Linked DNA regions of Homo sapiens: region 1 is linked to region 2. A link is a loop called in an ENCODE intact Hi-C map of the cell type or tissue named here. Cell type or tissue: PC-3. All regions are shown on one strand. Region 1 has its middle 5.1 kb from the start of HOXB-AS1. Region 2 overlaps SKAP1 (src kinase associated phosphoprotein 1).

Region 1 (2,500 bases), 110 kb before region 2:
AAAATGAGAGCACCCTTCCTCAATGCCAAAAAAATGCAGAGTTGGCTCTGCAGGAGAGAATTCCTATCCCCCATCATGGTCTGCAGCACTCAAGGGCCTCCGATGCACCAGTTCTCTGCAGCCTGGCTGCTCCATGGACCAGCAGCATCAGCACTACCTATGAGCTACTTAGAAATACAGAATCTTAGGCCCCTGAATCAGACCTACTGAATCAGAATTTGCAGTTTAGCAGCTCCCCAAGTGATTTATGTACACTTAAAAGTTTGAGAAGTACTGCTAGATCACAGTGCCACCTTGCTTTCTGCCTTCCTCCATGCTTCAGAATTTTTGACTCACTTTACCTGGCCCCTGCCTTCCAATTCTCCCAACCCAAACCAGTAGCTCAAATGGCAGGGAATCTTTGTTCCTGCCTGGGCCTGCATCAGTCCTGATTCCTTCCTGCCAAAGTAGTGGTGAGCCAACCAAAGGCTCAATGTACCTGTTTAGATTCAGGTACTTTGGATATCCTAGGGGTGAGAGGTCTTAGTCCAGGTGTTGTCTTTGGCTGATTATTGGAGAGGAGTTGAAACTCTTTTTACAGGAAACACAAAAGCGTTGCTGGCTGTCTTCTTTCCAAATTTATGAAACTCACCGTCTCTGATGATACCACGGCAGCACAAAGAGGCAATGAATTTGCAGAAGGAAGTGACTCCCATCTTCAATTTCCCTACCCAATTCAGATTCAAGGGAATGCCTGGCAATTTGGGATTCATAAAGGATTGCAATTCAGGATCCCTGTGTTCCGAATTAACTTCTTTTCCTTCTTTCATCTCTTGGGTCATCCTTTTTAGCTTGAGTTTTCCCAGTTGGCCATGGAGGAGTAAGGGGAAGAGGGGGTGGTTCCCAGATAGGGCAGCAGACCCCAGTGGTGGTGGCAGATTAGAGGGCAGCTCCAAGTGGCCGCACTCACTTATTCCATCCTGATTGGGGCAGGGTTCCTCTTGGGTCAGGACCAATTGTGAGTGGTCTGTAGCACAGAGTGGTTATAAATTCCCTGTGGTTGGAGTGGGAAGGTTTCAGTGCAGCCCGGAAAGCTGCTCGTCAGTCTGCCCTGCTCTTAGTGAATCATTCTTTTAAGAGGCATGTCCCATTAATATTACAGTGAAAGCAAAGGACCATTAGACTGAGGAATTACTCGCAATCATGGTAACCCTGAGTCATTAAAAAAAAAAAAAGTTAACTTATGCCTGAGCAAGTCTATTCCCCTTTCTGGACCTCAGTTTCTCTATCTGTGAAATAAATGTAAGAATTAAATGCCTCTAATGTACTCTACATTAATATATGCATATTCTTTAGTATATATTATTTAGTCTTCACAAACAATGTATTAACTGTTTATTATGGCCGATGTCTTGTGCTGTTAAGTAACTCTTGGTGTTTGACAGTGACCTACCTCACGTGAATCTGGTGGGGCCATTTTAACAAATTTTCTTTTATTTTTTGAGATAGGGTCTCACTTTGTCACCCAGGCTGGAATGGAGTGGTGCAGTCACAGCTCACCACAGCCTCAACCTCCTGGGCTCAAGTGGTCCTCCCATGTCAGCCATCCGAGTAACTAGGAGTACAGGTGCGAGCCACTAAGTTTGGCTAATTTTTTTTTTTTTTTTTTTTTTTTTTTTTTTACAGAGTCTCGCTCTTGTCGCCCAGGCTGGAGTGCAATGGCGTGATCTCGGCTCACTTCAACCTCTGCCTTCTGGGTTAAAGCAATTCTCCTGCTTCAGCTTCCTGAGTAGCTTGGATTACAGGCGCCCGCCATCATGCCCGGTTAATTTTTGTAGTTTTAGTAGAGACAGGGTTTCGCCATGTTGGCCAGGCTGGCCTCAAACTGCTGACCTCAGGTGATCTGCCCGCCTTGGCCTTCCAAAGTGCTGGGATTACAGGCATGAGCTACCGCAGCTGGCTGGCTATTTATTTATTTATTTATTTATTTTTGAGACGGAGGCTTACTCTGTTGTCCAGGCTGAAGTGCAGTGGCAGGATCTCGGCTCACTTCAACCTCCACCTTCTGGGTTCAAGTGATTCTCCTGTCTCAGCCTCCCAAGTAGCTGGGACCTCAGGTACCTGCCACCACGCCTGGCTAATTTTTATATTTTTAGTAAAGATGAGGTTTCACCATGTTGGCCAGGCTGGCCTCGAACTCCTGACCTCAAGTGATCCGTCCGCCTCGGCCTCCCAAAGTGCTGGGATTACAGGTGTGAGCCACCTCCCCTGGCCTTTTATTTATTTTATTTATTTATTTTTTACGGCTAGTTTTAAAATATTCTGTGGAGATGATATCTCACTGTATTGCCCAGGTTGGTCTTGAACTCCTGAGCTCAAGTGATCCTCCTGCCTCAGCCTCCCAAAGTGCTAGGATTACAGGCGTGAGCCACTGTGCCTGGTCAATACATTTTAATTAGTATCTTTACACCAATAATCATGCATTTATCTTTATTTAAATGAGTAGAGAGCAAAATCTTTT
Region 2 (2,500 bases):
TATTTCCATTCTGGATTGCTTCTATGTAAAAGCTGTCAGCTAGATATTTCTTTTGAGGTGAGGTTTCCAAAATCCGTTTTACTTACGATCAGAATAAATCTAAATTTTGGGGGTAGAAAACTATTTGCAGGGTAAAAGAGAATTATCTGGGTGTCTAAGAAGAAACAATCCAGCCTTTCCCTCTGTTGTTGGTTTAATATTAGGCTTGTGAAGGAAGGCTGTAATTGTCTTTGGTTTCTAGGAAAGAAGGGACTGTGGCAAAAAGTTTAACTCTGCCCTTGCATTGAAATATATAAACTGATTCTTTTTATTGGTATCTGTCATTTGATGAGAGGAAACCTATTTTATAAGCTTATTAAACTATACTTCAGTTTTGTGTCTAGGCTTGGTAGAAAATTCCTTTTTATTTTCAGAGGCTTGCAATGAAATCCATTCCTTCAGCATTTTTGATGTGCAGTTCTTCATTGTTCAAAACTGACACTTTGGTAAACAACTCATTTCTGCACCTGCCACCTTCCTTTAGCTTAGATTATTTTCTTGTTAGCTGACTGTTTTTAATTGAAGTCTTCAGATCTCCTTCTAAAGCAGAACCTTTGTTTGCTGACAAGTAGAGCGGGGTATGAATGGAGATTAATTGCATGTCGCATACTTCTGTATCAAGCTTGCTGTATCTTAACAATCTCTGTTGGTGCTCAGGTCTTTAAAATATATGGAGGAGTCTGAAACCAAATTATAAGGAGCTTCGTTGGTTAATGTATTTCTTTAAGGCTTTTTTTTTTAAGTTTGCAATTAGAACTTGAATCTGAAGTAGAGAAAAAAATGTAAAGTGTGATTCATCCAGTAATTCTATTGAAAAATGTTTGAAGATATGTTTTTTAAAGGTTCCTGTAATAATAATAGCAATATATTGGTTACAAGTTTTATTTCTTTTGGAACACAGTCGCTGGTGTAGACCAGGAGGATTATTCATTGTGTTACAAATAATCTGTCCATATTAGAAACCCAAAATGGCCATCAATTTGTTGTTTGTTGCTATTTGTCTCCCCCACCACACACTTTTTAAGGTTAACTGTTGACAATTAGAAAAAATGGAGGTCCTGATCTCTATATAGTCACTCTGTGGGAGGGAGTCACAGGATGTGAGGGCTGCAACTCTAGTGCTGCCACATGGCTGTGGGGGTGGGGTTTCCACAATGAATTACTACTTTCATAAACCAAGGCATAAGCATTTGCACAGTGATTTAACACTGGACATCACAGCCATAACTTAAGCATTTATTTATTTATAACTACACAAGCATAAATGACAGGGGCATTTTTTGACATAATGTGTGTGCTTTTAAGAATAAAATATGTAAAGCATTGTGAAAGGTAGATAACAAAATTTTGCATAATGAAGAGAACAGAAATTCCCAAGGCCTAAAATTAATTTTGTTTAAATATAAAATTTGAGACACTTGGAAATGTTTCACTCGACCTAGAAACCTCACTTCTAAAAATCTGTCACTGAAGTGAAAGGTCATGAAGTAGTATATGCACGAAGATCTATGCTAAATGTTAATAAGTTGGGAGACTCAGGGTGATGGTTGAATGAATTATGGGACATTTGTCTCATGGAATACTTCACAGCCACTAAAAGAGTATTCTGTGGATCTATATATAGGCTTGGAAAGTGTCCATGGCATATTTTTAAGACTAAAAGGCAAAATGCATGATAGTACATGTAATATCCCATTTTTGCTTGAAAACCAAAAGACAAAACAAGAAAAGCCACATATGTTATAAATATTTGTGTAAGCCTAGGAATAAGTAAAAAAGAATATATACCAGACTGTTAACATTGGCTTCCTTGAGAGAAGACTGAGAGTTTGGAGGAGGGGAGGTTATTAATTTTTATTTCATACATCTTTGTGTTGTTTGAATTGTGACAATGACCATGCATTACTTCTGTAAACAGGAAAAAATAAACAGTAAGGGTATTTAAAAGAAAAAGGAACAAAAGACAAATAGAAACTCAGAGAGGTCAGAGTGCTAACGGACCATTTACTATGCTTGTGATCATGTTTTTCTCTTTTTAGCCCTGAGGGGTATGGAAGGTGGAGAAATTAAAAAAAAAAAACACGCTATCTTGGATTTTTGGCAAATATCAAAACAGTGTGAGGTTTCTAGAGTAACTCAGGAAATAGCTTCTTTAGATAGACTCTGTCAAGCTCTCATATAGAAATAGTAACTAGTCCCCTATCAACAAATAAATACCTCATAGATAAGTAAAATGGAGGGTGCTTTCTGCTTTATTGAAAGAGGAGGAAATATTCAGGTCTGTTTTCAAATAATGGGGCTTCAGATGTAGAAGTTATCTTTTTGTTTTTGTTCTGTGATAACCACACCGAAAACAAAAACAATGAAGTGCTGGCAGTTTGCATAATCTTTGCTCCACAGATATAAACATAATCAGTCTCTTCTTCCTGGTCTTTCTAGCCCTGCTTTTGAAGTCAGAAGC

What was found. Hi-C counts contacts between places; a loop is a spot of excess contacts. Peaks named below come from ENCODE experiments on the same cell type or tissue, not always from the same donor. Only the 100,000 strongest peaks of a DNase experiment are listed, where the experiment ranks them.
Region 1: a loop joins it to region 2, with 2.9 times the contacts of the local background. A loop is called at or near these places in 4 of 110 quality-filtered maps.

What each region holds. Positions count from the first base shown.
Region 1 is chr17:48,537,970-48,540,469 of GRCh38, reverse strand. No RefSeq gene overlaps it. Among named protein-coding and RNA genes, the nearest start is that of HOXB-AS1, 5.1 kb to the left of the region's middle. In PC-3, no CTCF peak of the experiment used is centred here; a DNase peak (open chromatin) is centred at 1,119.
Region 2 is chr17:48,426,469-48,428,968 of GRCh38, reverse strand. All of the region lies in intron 1 of SKAP1 (src kinase associated phosphoprotein 1), which reads left to right. Among named protein-coding and RNA genes, the nearest start is that of SKAP1, 2.5 kb to the left of the region's middle. In PC-3, no CTCF peak of the experiment used is centred here; no DNase peak of the experiment used is centred here.